Linked DNA regions of Homo sapiens: region 1 is linked to region 2. A link is an interaction called in ENCODE POLR2A ChIA-PET data of the cell type or tissue named here. Cell type or tissue: IMR-90. All regions are shown on one strand. Links, peaks and the distances in the headings refer to the core of each region. The heading gives the core; the rest is flanking DNA.

Region 1 (7,491 bases), core at 888-5,887, 240 kb before region 2:
GAGGATCTGCCTTGGGCCAGGTCTGCTGCAGCTGATCATATCTGCCACCCAGGTGTTTGACTTTGAAGTGGGTATCTCCCTGGCCAGAGGGAACCAAGCCCAGTGGCTTGCCTTGCCAGGCTGCCTTGCTGCATGAGCAGACCCGTAAGCGCATGGTCTTCCCTTGGCTGTTCCTGGTGTAGTCATCCTTTCCATGTACAATGAATTGGAGATTCCGGGAAAAGAAAGTGATGGTCTTGTTGACCCACCACCAAGGGGACAATTTTGCTGTGTCAGGCTATCCCCAGAATAATTACCAGTTTTTGTTTTAACCTTCCTGTCTTTGTCTTTTAAAGGCCAGGAAATGCAGCTTCCTAACTTGCATGGGCCACATGGTCTTAACGTTCTCAGTCTTTTCAAACTCGTTACCAACCTAGGATTTTGTGCACAGCCAAAAATACTTTCTCCCCCACTCCCTCTTCAACTGGTCTTAGGCTGTCATAAATTCCTGCTCATCCTACAGACCCTGCCTCTTTAGTGGAGAGCTCTTTAACTCTACCTCCAGATTAGGTAATTTGTTCTCAGAGTAATCTTAAGGTAATGGCCTAATCACCTAAGCAAATCAGTCATCATTACCTAGGGGAAGACAGAACCCATTTGAATATTTAGATGCATTAATTGGTGCAAATATTCTAGAGTGTTTAGGTAGCAAATGACTTACCTTGATACCTCCAGTTTGCATTTTATCTGACAGAAAAGAACACCGAGAGCACACTACATCTTACAGTTAGGGAAACCTCTTTGCCTTTGCTGTATAGGTTGAAAACAGGGGTGAAGGTAACTTCTTAGTAGGAGACTTGAGGCCCATAACTTTCTTCTATGACCCTTGCTCTTCTCCAATATCAAGTTTGCAGGATGTTATTAGGATTAGCAATAAAGTTTTTTAAGCTTCTAGCAGACACCTGGCACATACTAGAGGGCTTCATAAATGGGATTAATTATGATTATTACTACTGCTATGATTACTATGTGATATAATTCCTATGAATCAAGTTATAAAATAATTTTCTTTTTTTTTTTTTTAGAGACAGGGTTTCTGTCCCCCAGGCTGGAGTTCAGTGGCACAATCATAGCTCAATGCAGCCTCAAACTCCTGGGCTCAGGTGATCTTCCTACGGAACTTAGACTATAGGTGTACGCCACTGCACTCAGCTAATTTTTTAAAACTTTTTATAGAGATGGGGTCTCACTCTGTTGCTCAGGCTGGTCTTGAACTCCTGGCTTCAAGCAGTCATCCCATCTCAGCCTCCTAAAGTGCTGGGATTACAGGTGTGAGCCACCACACCCAACCATAAAATAATTTTCATCATGGAATAAGTCTTAGGTAATTCGGAGACATATCTGGTGAGCAGAGAAATATGTTTCATTAAATAATTTACTTGGAAGCCAAAGCATGTTCAAACTTATCAAACTAAAATGACAGAGCCTTGAGGTCTGGTGTGTGTGTTAGGGAGGGCCGGTGGGGAAGTGCTGTAACTGGCCAGATTCAGATACGACTGATGGGCCTTTGGCAAACTCAGGGGTTCCAGGCCCCACCCAGTCAGGAGGGTTAGAAACAAGATCACACCTCTCCATCCCTGGTGCCCATTGCTCCATGCCAGTCCGTCTGTCATCTCTCACCCGGTAGGATGAGCACGCATGACCCCTACACAGTCCCCCAGACACAAACCATGCATCCCAGCAACTTCCCCTGTAGATTTTTCCAAAGCACAAATCTATTTGTGTCTCACATCCTTCCCTCCCCTGCTGAGAACCTTTTCATTGCTCTCTGTTGCTCTTGGGACAGAGTCCAAACCACATGGATGGCAGAGGTAGATGTCTGGAGAGAGCAAACTCCCTGAGAATAATTGATATCTCCATCCACATTGCATTCAACCACCCCGTGTGTGTTCACAAGTGCCTGCCTGTGCTGGTAGCTTCTCTAGGTACAGGGAATACAGCAGTAAACAAAGAGCCTCAACCTCTAGTTGGATGAGGATGAAACACAATAAATAATATAAAATGTCATTTAATGTCAAATATTGATAAATGCTATGAAGAAGCAGGTTTAACTGCTGACAAGAAAACCAGCAGAATATTCCATGTATCGGATGGGTGTGGTGGCTTCAGCCTATAATCCCAGCTACTCAGGAGGCTGAGGCAGGAGGACTGCCTGAGCCCAAGAGTTGGAGGCTGCAGTGAGCTATGATTGTGCCACTGCACTCCAGCCTGGGCGACAGAGCAAGACCCCACCTCTATTTTTTTAAAGAGTATTTTTAGGTCAAAGTCAGTTTATTCCCTACAGCAGTAAGGGAGAATACAACCTTGATAGTCTTAGAAGTGTCTCAGAAAGAGGAAGCCAGGGTGGATATTTACAGCATTTTGGAGTCTGGGCAGGTCTTCCAATGTGGGGATCTGGTTGGGATTGGGACGTCTCCTGAGTAAAGCAATAGTTATTATCTTTCTGAGCACGAATTTTCTGGAACTAATAGCAAAGTCATGAAAGTCATGTTGATGGAGGTGGCCTTGGTCCCAGTCCTAACTGTTAAGCTGCAGGATACAAACTGTCTCAATTCTCTCAGGGCTAAGTATGCAACAGAGATCACCCCAGGTCATTGCCTGGGGATGTTCTGTGTAACCCCCAGCCTAGAGTTGCCAGATTTAGTAAACCAAAAATATTTTATCTGCCTGGCATGGTGGCTCACACTTGTAATCTCAGCACTTTGGGAGGCCAAGGCAGGAGGATTGCTTGAACCCAGGAGTTTGAGACCAGCCTGGGCAACATGGCAAAACCCTGTCTCTACAAAAAACACAAAAATTGAGGCATGGTGGCACATGCCTGTAGTCCTAGCTACTCGGGAGACTATGGTGGGATAATTGCCTGAGCCTGGGAGGTCGAGGCTGCAGTGAGCCATGATCGCGCCACTGCACTCCAGCCTGGGCAACAGAGCAAGATCTTGCATCAGCAAAAAACCCCTTTATCTGGCAATCCTATTAGAGTGCTGTCAGTTTTTCAAATGAACTGTCTGTATATTGAGTCTCGTGTTCCACAAGGTACCAGTTGGGCCAAGCTGAGCTCTGCAGCTCCCTGGAGACTGCGGCACAGGGTGGTGTTCAGTTCACCACAGTTCCCTGTCAGCTCTGGAGGGAATTTGAGTTTGGGAGCTCCACAGGGGACTCAGGTCCCTCCAGGGAGCTGGGTGTGCTTGGGCAAGTTCTTTGCCATCTCCGTGCCCTGTAACATGAACCTGACAGTCAGAAGGTTTGCAGGCATCCCTCCAGCTCTGTGGACTGCCCACGTGGAGATTTTAGTGCTATTTTATATTAAATAAGTCATAAACATCCAACTCAGAGATGTTTGGCAACTATATGTGGCTGTTCTATTATTATTGGTTTGGAAATGTTTAGAAACTTGACCCCCAATTTTGTTATGGTCTCTTTAGTAACTGTTATTAGGTGGTGACCTAATAAGAAATTATTAACTAGGGAGCTATAACTTGGAAGCTTATAATTTTTTAAAGGACATTGATTTGTGCAGCCCTGATTAAAATACAATGAAGCCCGAGGCTTAAATGTTTTCTTCTGAAAGGTTGAAAGGGTGGGAATTGACTCTAAAAATGTATTGGCTTGAAAACTTTATTGAAATAATATTATTTGAAGAACTTTGTGAGCATAAAATGATCTGACAAAAACAATTTGATGCTAGCTCCGGCAGCCTGGGAAAGCTGAGGGAATATAGGTTTCTTCAGATGAAGTCTGGAAAAATGCTTCCAGATTACCTCAAGGGTGAAAAGAAAATTATTATTCCATTCCACAACCCTGCTAATTCTTTTCAACATCAATCCAGTCAAGTAATTAGAACCCAAATGGAGGAAACATTTATAATTGTCATTTACTCTACTTTACCAAAGGTGACAGTTCCGAGAAGCTCTGACAGGACAAAAAAAAAAAAAAAACCAAAGTGATTATGAAAGAAATGTGTGGCCAAATGGATCAGGCCTTCCTACACTGGTTCCCAGAAGCCAGTCACAGGCAGCAGGTAGGGATGGTTACAGATTAAAATAGGCCTCCTCAGCAAAGAAAATCTTCTGCTGCGGCCTTGTCAATGGTGTGATAATGTGAGCTATTTCTCCTCCCTCTCTCTCACCACAGACATATATCATGGAGTGCTTTGTTATTTAAAAGCATGTATAAGAAAGATTACCAACCCCCCATACCACAGGGAATACTTCAGAAGTGAAATATGCAATCATTTAGGGGTTACATTTAAAATACCTCCTCCCCTTTTATCATTATATTTCTTCACTTGCACTAGGCTAAAATATGAGGTGTTTCTGCTGCTGTGAGAATTTTTTTTTCTAATTTCTGAAATAATACCATAGCTTGGAGATTAATGTTCAGGCTTTACCAAGATTATAACAAATGCATATTGCTTTGATCTAAATATTTCTCCAAAGGTTGTTGCTGATCATTCTCCCTTGCCTATAATCTTCTAAGAAAGCTTTTGAATTTGCCAGCCTGATACCCAGGGGGACAAGAGTGCAGCTGCCTTCCCTTCCTTCCCCCTCATCTTCCCGAGGATACTCTGTTCTCAGTTTTGCCCAAATTAGTCCCAGGATTTCAGTTGTCTTTTTTGTCCAACATTCCATCATGCAATTCATTAACATCTTCACATGAAATATTTAACAGATGAGTTATGTCCTAATTCACATTGCAGTTTTAAATTGTTATTCATGTGGTAAGTCATTTATCTTGGACACCAACAGACCTCCGGAATGGGCTCACATTTGATGTAAAGAAGGTTGGAGTTATTTTCCTTGATGCTCCAGAACAGTGCCCTTTTTCCAAACCCTGGGTTAATCATGAAATATTCCCAAAAAATGACATTCAGATTCGTTGTTAGTTCTACTTGCAGTTAACTGTTTTGAAAACAAACAGAAGAAAACATTTAAACAAACGTGGCTTGGGTAATGGCTATTACAGTTGACCGTTAACTAAGGCAAGTTGGAATCCAAACATGCCAGGCCTTGTTACTATCACTGCTAGCAATCTTTGCCATGGTGCACAAAGAAATAAAAATTCAGAGACTGTCAAAGTGGAGGTGAGACTGGATAAGAGATATTAACCAAGCCATGTAAAAATACCCAGTGCCCTGATTAAGAAATATGACCAGCAAGGAAGCTGATGATCTGGATGAGCATTTATCTGTACAATTTGGGTTTTGGGAAAAGTCACTCTACTCCTAAGAGATGAAATATATGGGAAATCCTTAGCAGGTAATTTATTTATTATTAACTTATTGTAGTTGTATTCCCTCTAATAAAACTACAATTTTCTACTATATTCCTACCTATGGATTGGAATCTATTAGGAGAAAATCTTCTGTTTGTAGAACAAGCCAGTGCAAGTCAGCTCTTGGATCTGTTTCTCTGCCTGGACACCACAATGAAATGGTAATTGTCCACATTTGCAATTGTCCAGCAGTAGCCAGGTCATTGAGAAGTTTTGTGGGCAGGTGGCCTGATTGATGTGCACAGGAAGCTGATGGCACCAGTATCATGGACAGCAGTCTTCTTGGGTTCTGTACCCTGACCTGTCTAACCTTGTCCTGAGTATGCATGAATGATCACAATTCCAGAAGGGGTGGGTGACAGGACATCTTCTGTTTTCTTTTGCTTTTAACAGAGTGGTAGAAGCCGGGTAATTTGTAAAGAAAAGGAATTCACTTCTTAAAGCCTCTTCTCAGAGGCTGAGAAGTCCAAGTTCAAGGGGCCCCATGTGGTGAGGGACTTGCTGGTGGGGGCTCTGCAGAGTCCCAGGGAGGCACAGGGCATGGCATCGTGAGGGGACTGAGCGTGCTCACTCAGGTCTCTCTCCCTCTTCCTGTAAATCCACCAGTCCCACTCTCATGATAACTCATTAATCCATTAACCCATTAATCTATTAATAGATTAATCCATTCATGAGGACAGAGTCCTCGGGACCCAATCACCTCTTAAAAGTGCCACCTCTTAATACTGCTGCATTAGAGATCAAATTTTAACATGAGTTTCAGAGAGGACCAACATTCAAACCATAGCACAGGTTTTGAATGGTGGAGCACACCTTTCCTTAATCCTGAAGGAAAAAGATTAATTCTCTAAGAGCCTGCTTGGCTGATAGCATGATTTTGTAATGCATTTGCTCACTGATATAACACTCTAAGGAACATTCCTAGGAGTGGACAGTTTGCATTGGTCATAGATGAATTTTCTGCTCACTCTCAACATAATTGGCATGAAAGGCATATTAGCCATGAAACATAAGAATAAAGAATAAAAGCTCTAGGAGCAAGTCATAACATGAATGATGACAACACTATCAACTAGTTAGAGTATTTTAATACCCGTGATTTTATTTACTCTCACTGATTTTTGTCCCACAAAAATTCTGTTCAGAAGCCAGAGCCGGTGCAACTCTATTGGTGGAGACAGAGAGGTAAAGTGACATACCCAAGGGTACACAGCAGTGGTCTTAAAACGGGTTTGCAATCAGTTCTCGCAGCAAAACAACTCCTGATTGGAATTCACTGATGGTGGCAGGATTGTTTTTCTGCCTTTTGGATGAGCTCTCTATGTGTATGTGAATATATTGTATGACTGGAGGGCTGGGCAAATGGAAGTAGGGGTGTTTGGGTGAGCTTGTGTGCCAGGCATAGTGAGCACTATTTTACAAACCAGATCTGTGCCCCTCTAGTATGTTGCAAGTTGAGGCCAACCCCACAGGAAATTATTTCTAAATGAATACGATATGAGAAAAGTTGTTTTATTTCTAATTTTATATGTTTTATTTCTAATTTTATATTTTGTGAGTTTCAGATTACACTTGAATGCATGTCTATTAACATGATATGAGATGCATGCATGATTTCATCTTGAATGCATTTAAACATAATAGCACTGCAAATGTAATTTGTAGTCTCAAGTTTTATAAAGCAAAATAAATAAATCTGGAGGGTGGTTGTTGCATTGATTTCTTTAGGGTTCATTCAAACTCATTTCCAACTTCCCCTTGCAAGTCCAGGTTGTCTCACGCTGGCAGTCCTGTCTGATCTAAACCCCCTATACCTAAGTCATCTCATTTCTTCTACCTCTGGGGAGTGGTAGTATGGACGGGTTTGTGGAGAATTGTACCTTCCATCCTTAAGGAGTGCTAGGGTCCATTTCTTTTCTATGGTTCCTTCTGGGATCACTGGTCATCGTCCAGTAGAAGTCTCTGCAATGATGGAAATATTCTAGATCTGCATGGTCCAGTACCGTAGCCTCTAGCACCCTGTGGCTACGGAGCACTTGACATCTAACTAGTGCAACTAAGGAACTAAATTGTGAATATTATTTAATTTTAGTTAATTTTTATTTAAATAGCCACATGTAACTAATGGCCACTAATTTGGACAGCACAGGATCAGAGCATTCAAGGTCAGCTGCCTGTCCC
Region 2 (7,491 bases), core at 1,710-6,709:
GCTTGAAAAAAAGAGAAGTATTCAACAGATGTTAAGACAGAGGATCTGTGCTGAGGCCTCGGAATTTGTAGCATATTTTTAGCCCAGGCAAGTCATACTGTAGGGGAGTACATGTGGAAAGAGCTGGCAGTGTTTGAAGACTTAGTGTTAGTCTAGTGTGAGCCCAAGGTAGGAGGCAGCCACTGGAAAAGGTAATTTAGTCTCTGGTGTGAATCGAGATATGGTATCCAGGGCATAGGAGATAATAACGTCATGAGGCAGAGCACACCTATTGTGTGTGTAAGTTCCAGGAACTAGCAGTTGAGAAGGTGGAGGTGAAGGATGTGAAGGGTCTGGAGACAAACAATTGTCCCTTCATCCCAAAATTTTGAGAGCAGGCTATATGCAAGGCATAAGGGTCTTTATTGGATATGCAATCAATTTGACTTTTGAGCAGGGGATACAGATATTAAACCAATTCTCACACAAGCGTAGAATTAGGAAGCATGGGCTGTATAATAAGGGAAAGGGCAGAGTGCTGAGGCAGGGGGTAATAGGAACCCTAAGAGAGACTAGTTGTCTGGGAAGGCCTCTGAGAAGGTGACAGTTTAAACTAAGACCTAAGAGGTCAGTGGGAGGCAGCCTCTCAGTAAGTGATGGAAGAGCATTTCAGGAAGAGGGAACAGCAAGGACAGAGGCCTGGAGGTGGGAAAGAGCCAGTTGGGAATGGAGAGGAGAGTGTAGCTGGAGCTTCGTGAAGAAAAGGCACTGTTAAATTTTCAGGTAGGGAGGAGGAGGACGTCTCAGGGCATTAGGCCAATTTAGAGAGTTGGGTTTCAATCCAAGTTCCATGAAGAACCACTGAAGTGTTTTAAGTAGGGACAAGATAGGATTATTTATATTTTCTGCTTTGGCTGCCATGGACATTAGAGGAGTCAAAATATCAAAGGCTAGCTATGAGGCTACTGCAATAATCCAGATGAAAGGGGATGACAATAGCACTGAGCAAAGGCTGGAAGGCCTGGAGAGTTGAGTCCTGGATAAACAAGTCTTAGGAAGGAATAGAGTGCTTGCCTTCTCATCTCCAAGGAGCCTGGATGTGAAAGAGGGACTTACTAGACTTACCCTCAGTCTTGCCCAGGAAAGAATAAGTAGCAGTGGCAGGAAGCTATTGAGGAGGAGGTTCCACTCAACACACAGAACTTCCAAGCAGGCAGGCATATCTGCTCACAGCTTGGGCTTCCTGGAGAGCAGGAAGTGTCCTAAGACTGGAGATCTTCACCCACAGCCTGGATCCTGCCTTCCAAAGCATATTGTAGGTTGGGGCTTCCAAAATCTTATTCTACAGCCTTACAAAATCAAGAAATGCTCTGGGAGCAAACAGTTCCGTAGTCAATTAAACATGAGACATATGGTATGCACTGTACCTGTGGTGGGTCACCTCATGCCTGATCACGTTCATCAACAGCACTGAGAAGTCCTGCTGCTAAGAAATTAACTCAGCAAAGTTTAAGCCACCATTTTTCAAACTTATTTGGCCATGGAACTCTGTGTGTACCTGCCTGTTAATATTCTGTGAAACTAGTGGTCCCTGGAACATCCTTTACGGAACATTACTGTAGAGAATTTATATGTAAGTTGAAGGGTGGATTCTAACATTTCTCCCAAGCCTACAGTCTGATGTTCTGTATTAGGTCTCATTGATTCTTACAGTTTCCTTTCGCAAGTCAGATATTTCTGATAGGAGAGGAGTTCCAGTGTGGAGAATCGTAATGCATGTAAACAGTGTTGTCTGTGGATTTAAACCTTATTCTCACATTGACTAGGTCAGTGTTTTGAGTACTCTTTAATCTCTGAATATCTGTTTCCTCATTTGTAAAATGGGAAAAATATTAGTACCAACCACAAAAGTTGTGGGAATGCTTAAATTAAATTAAAGGACAGCAAGCATTCAATTATCGGCAGCATAAAATCAGGAAGGCATAGCCCTGGGGGTTACCATTACCTAGTAAACCAGGCCAGTGATTTTGAAAATACAGCATGCATACCCACATCAGCACCAGCATCCTTTGGAGGACATGTTACAGTACAGGATGCTAGGCCCTCACCAAGACCTTCTGATACAATGGACCTGAGGTGGGGCCTGAGAATTTGCACTTCTAACAAATTCCCAGATGATGTTGATGCTGCTGCTGGTCCAGGGACCATACTTTGAGAACCACTGGACTAGATGGGTGCTCAAAATATCTGCAAACTCCTTTCCACTCTGGCCTACAGGATCAGGCTTAATTTATAGGTTAGTGAGACAAACCCAGAATGACTTTATTGTTATGTAATTTCCTTCTTGGGGCCCAAGCTTGTCTCTAAAAGAGAGCCCCTTCCCCACCCCACAGGTGCATTAGTGTGTATTGGGGAAGGATACAGGAAGTGCGAACACATTCTGGAGGGGGAGGATCATGCTGGCCTGCACATGGTGAGGCCCCTGTGGTACAGATGCGCTGAATCAAAGACCTGTCTCCCATTTTCCCTCCAGGCCTGGCTTGGCTCCTGGAGAGGCAATTAAACTTTGGTTCCATTTTGAGCCTTTTTCCACCCAGTTAGGAGCCTCTCTGGAGGATTTTCCTCCTTTCTGGGAGCTCCTGAAAAGACAAGCCCTTTTCTTTGGCTTGTCTCCATTATTCCCAGGGGTTTATGCATTGAATTTTTTTTTTAATACCCACCCTTTATTTGTGGATTCAAAGTGGTTTTGCAAGTTCTGACACTTTTCCTGGTACCATGTTGAAGACAGAGGCTGAGGAGATGATCTGAGGGGATGCAGTATTTATGAACTATGATATTTTCTAAAAACACCTGGCATTTATATGAACTAGGGTTTTTAATAAGGTAACCTCTCTGAGTTTGGCATTCAAATAGAAAACATGCGTATTGTGCTTTCCTTGCATGTGAGGAATCTCGTTGAAAGTACCCAGCACTCAGATAGTGTTTTTGTAAACAGTGATGATTTTAGTCTATGGTGAATCCTAAATTAGACACAACATATGCGATATTGCAATATTTAATAATTTCCCTCTGTTTATTTTCGTTCAAGGAGTTTAATAAATGGGAATGTCATCTTTGTATCACATCACCCCGAAGGACTTTGCTGTGACAGTTGTAATGTGGTGCCCGGAAGGGTGAAGGAACCACATAAAGTGCCCAGAGCAGATGGCTGATGGCCGGCTCCTCACTGGTGCATGCCCAGTCTCCCCAGCCCCCAAGTCCCTCCCCGCTAGCTGGATTCCTGTCCTACCATAGGAGACTTGGAGCTTCCAACAACATGCTAATATTTTCTTTTTAAATAAAAACGTCACTTTTCTGGAAGGCCTAATATAAACAGCTTCTACTCTTAAGTCTCCAAGAAGAGATGCTGGAAGAATGGTTTCTTCAAAGGCAAAAGAATCGCAAAAGGGTTTATACAGCAACTGTATGTAAACTTGGGCAAGTTGTTTAGACTCTCCACCTTCGTTTCCTCACCTGTTAAGTGGGTGGTGGTTGCAGTGGGGTTGCTCACAGAGAATACTTTCCTGCTGGGTCTCCTGAGAGGGATGAAATGAGATGTTGTCTGTGATGTGTCCAGAACACAGTGGAAGCTCAGAAAATGGTAACTTCTTTCCTTGGCATTTCATTTGGTTTCTCATTTCCTCACCATCCTCTCATGTGCTCTGAAATCATGGCCAGAGTTTTCATAAATGGTTTTCCTGCCTAGTTTTAAGAAACAGCTTCTTTTCTGAGCTTTGAAGTTCCCAAGAGACACACAATCCTCTAGCAAACCTCATTCACTAAGACTCATCCATATGAGTCATGGATTTTCTCTCTAGGACCTGAGCATGGTGAGTTCATTTCAACATCATCTTAATCCCATGTAACTAACAGCGGTAGAATCAATAAAACCCACGTGTAATGGGAAGACCACAAATCTATTTACCTGTTTGAATCAGGCAAGTACCTACCCTGTTGGTGCTCTCATTAAACTGGGAAAACACTTTCCACACCTGGAAATATGAACTGGAAATCTCATCATGAAAGATTTTCTCAATAAATCCCAGGCGTCACTACATTGTGATTCTCAGGAAAATTTGACCCTTCTTTGTTTTGGTCTGGACTAGAGTCAAAAGCATCTCATAAATGAAAAATCATTTTCAGAAGGCCTGAAAATGTAGGGCCATTCATTCCAATTGCCACTGGATCCTTTTCATTGTGCTAGCTTCTTTATCGGTAGCATTTTCTTAAAAAAAAAAATCAATGCTCAACTGACATGAGGCCAAGTTGGTTGACTATGGGAAAAGAAAGTATTGTGTGAAAGAAGAGATTACAGTCGTTGAGAGCTGAAAAAAGTGTAGGAACTGAAAATCAAGAAAACGGCCTGGAAATTATGCTTGTCTATTTTTTTTAAAGACAGGAATGAATGAGTTTTCCAGGCCCTTGAGTTTAATTAAAGTCAAAGGAATATTTCAAAGGTGAGTCAGAAAAACAGCAGGCGAGACATTGCAGTGGCCGGGATAAGAGACTATGGAGAGTGTTGTGGATAGACAAAGCCAGAAACAAGGAAAGGAATGGACAGGAAAGCAGGTGGAAACAGAGGGGCAGGGTGGGGGAAGAGGGAAGCAGAGAAGAGGGAAGGGGAGAGGAGGAGTGAGAGGAAGAGTTTAAAATGTTTTCATATATAATATTAATATATTTTTCTTCACACCAATGCAATCATAAAATATATTTTTAATGGACAAAGGGGCCCCTTATTAAGCTGATTGCTTCCTACCTCAAACCAACCCACACCCCATCTGCTTCCTCAGGACCATGGGCCTCTGTGAGAGACCAAAACCGGTACCAGACAGACTACTCCAGTGGTTCAGAGCCACTTGGCCCTCCAACTGCAAAACTTGAATCCATTTTAAAAGCTTTACCACACATTCTTTATACAACGGCTTTGAGAAATTCCATAATAGGCTAAAAAAATTGCTTTTATCTACTGATGCTTATAACCCGTCTTGCAAAATGACTCAACCTTTCTCTCGGGAGTAATTTATCCTCCAACCTTTTATCCCTGATAAATTAACCATTTTAATCAAACTATCTAGCTTGAGCATTTTGGGTTGCTGTGTTTTTTTAAAAAAGCAGAGGGAGGGGTGGGGGAGGACCAACCAACAAACCAGATGTGGTTGTCTCCAGTTTCAGTTGTTAATGTACAATAAGTTGCAGGTTTCTTATAGTTTCTCGGGGGTAAATCACAAACAAGAATTAGCACATCACCAGCCCAGCTTCCTCTCCCCAGCCTGTCTGTTTAAAGTTAAAGTGAACGACGGATTCAAATATCAAAGGCATATTGCCCCTAAATGAGCCAATCAGCTCCACATACAGCTGGAAACAAGAGCAGGGGATCATGTTTTTCGATCAATGGACAACTCTTTGAAAGTTTTAATTATACATGGTAACCGTTTATTTTAAGCTAAATAATTTTTGCCACTTCTATGTGGGTGACACACACTGCATGTCACCCAGCCTAATCTCTGTCTCAGTCTGCAACGGGTGGTATAAAAATTATATGGATACTATGTTCTAGCTTCTTTTCTGTCATTGTGTCCATCTTTTAAGGGAATGGCAAATGCTTGCTATATAATTGTTTGAAGAAATCAATTTTCTGAGAAAGAAATCTGTCTGGGTTGACCTGACAAGACAGATTAGAATTGGTGCCCTTGGAGTTGGCAATCTTGTTACTCATCTATGAGGACTGTTTTCCAGGGAAGAGGTGGGCAGTTTGAGATTGGTTTCAGGCATCAGTTGTGGGGAGAAACAAGTTTGTTATCTGTTCCTGTCAGGGAGATGATGGCCTGGATCCCAGGGGTTCAGGCTCTGGAGATCACTGCAATGAATCAGTTGTGAGGCAAGCCCTTGAAGCTTCTGCTCTGTGTGATGCAATCTTCCTCACCCATTTGATCTCCCACCCCCAAGTGATAAATCGCTTCCTCACATGGGGAGATATAGTGGACAGTGTGGATTTGTTGGGCCAGAACACAATCACCCTTAGGAAATCCCTCCTCCTTCCCTCTATCCATGTGCTCTACCCCTTCTCCCTACAGGATGAGGTGTGATGACCGGCCCAGTCATGGTCAAGAGCCATCCCTCAGGTGAACTTCTAAGTGGGATTCAAGGTGTAGCAAGCCTATCCTTCCACAGGACTCCTGTATCCTTTGGAATCAAGCCCAGGATTGGAAATCGGGGATACAGCTAGTGAGGAGATGTAGCCCAGCCTTTGAGAACAGACACACCTACCATTCAAGCAGTTGAGTGACATTGTGCAAATTACTCAACACTCTGAGCCTCACTAATCCTATAAGTCAAATGGGGACAATATCTGCCTGGCAAGGCTTTCTTTTTGAGATGGAGTCTCGCTCTGTCACCCAGGCTGGAGTGCAGTGGCATGATCTCGGCTCACTGCCAGCTCCGCCTCCGGGGTTCTCGCCATTCTCCTGCCTCAGCCTCCCAAGTAGCTGGGACTACAGGTGCCCACAACCACGCCTGGCTAACTTTTGTATTTTTAGTAGAGACGGGGTTTCACCATGTTAACCAGGATGGTCTCAATCTCCTGACCTCGTGATCCGCCCGCCTCGGCCTCCCAAAGTGCTAGGATTACAGGTGTGAGCCACCACGCCCAACCCTGGCAAGGCTTTTTTAAGAACCAAGTTACTGCATGTAAAGTTCTGGAAATACTGCAGTTAGAAAAAATTAATAAATGCAGATATAGTCATATACCAAATTAGTAAGCCTCCTCAGTCAGTGATGGTAAAATGGGGTCACGTTTATGTTTAACTCCCAAATGTCCAGGATCCTAATTCTGAGTACTGTGTTGATTCTACCTTTCCAAATACCCTAAAATTTTCTCTGAATTTCCCTAATTGCTCTCTCCTGTGTGTTCACAAAATGATCTGAGAACAACTCCAGTTGGGATCCTCATCAGGTAGAATCCACTACATTTTTCTCTCTTTCATTGTCACTGCCAAGGGTGCCCCTTCTTAGGTGACCAGAGTCCAGGCCAGGGATATTGTCCCTGATGTTCTCTTTATCATTGCTCCCTAGGGTGACCCAGTGATGCTGGGTCCTGGAGGCAGTGAGGAACTACCTGGGCCTCCGATTCATTTCTTATTTCCTAAAGCAACTCAGCAAACTCCAAAGAATCAGCAGCATTCAAGAATAATCCCATCTCCATTATTCTTCACCCTTCAGAAAACAGAATCTGCCCAACATGACTGAATAACACCAGCTCTAGAGATAGACAACATCTTCAAATTTGTGGCCATTTCTCTCTACACTCAACAAAACCTCCATGGCAGCCTCACATGTCAGAAACCTGAGACTCAGTCTCGGTCAGGTCACACATGGTATTTGAGCCAGCTCTTCATTTATCAAAACAAACACAGAGTGTAGAACCCACCCACAACCAGTGACCACATGCTTGGAGGACAGAGAGATGGATGACAT

What was found. ChIA-PET counts read pairs that join two places held together with the same protein. Peaks named below come from ENCODE experiments on the same cell type or tissue, not always from the same donor. Only the 100,000 strongest peaks of a DNase experiment are listed, where the experiment ranks them.
Region 1: POLR2A ChIA-PET joins it to region 2 with 8 read pairs; 3 of 35 experiments call an interaction of 5 or more read pairs at or near these places.

What each region holds. Positions count from the first base shown.
Region 1 is chr3:54,956,119-54,963,609 of GRCh38, forward strand. All of the region lies in intron 27 of CACNA2D3 (calcium voltage-gated channel auxiliary subunit alpha2delta 3), which reads left to right. It also overlaps a transcript of LRTM1 not described here. Among named protein-coding and RNA genes, the nearest start is that of LRTM1, 32 kb to the left of the region's middle. RefSeq lists enhancers at 1-709, 2,538-3,039. In IMR-90, for the core only: no CTCF peak of the experiment used is centred there; no DNase peak of the experiment used is centred there.
Region 2 is chr3:55,198,729-55,206,219 of GRCh38, forward strand. The region is part of intron 2 of LOC124906243 (a long non-coding RNA gene); the gene reads right to left. Among named protein-coding and RNA genes, the nearest start is that of LINC02017, 24 kb to the left of the region's middle. In IMR-90, for the core only: no CTCF peak of the experiment used is centred there; a DNase peak (open chromatin) is centred at 3,813; H3K27ac peaks cover 1,700 bases.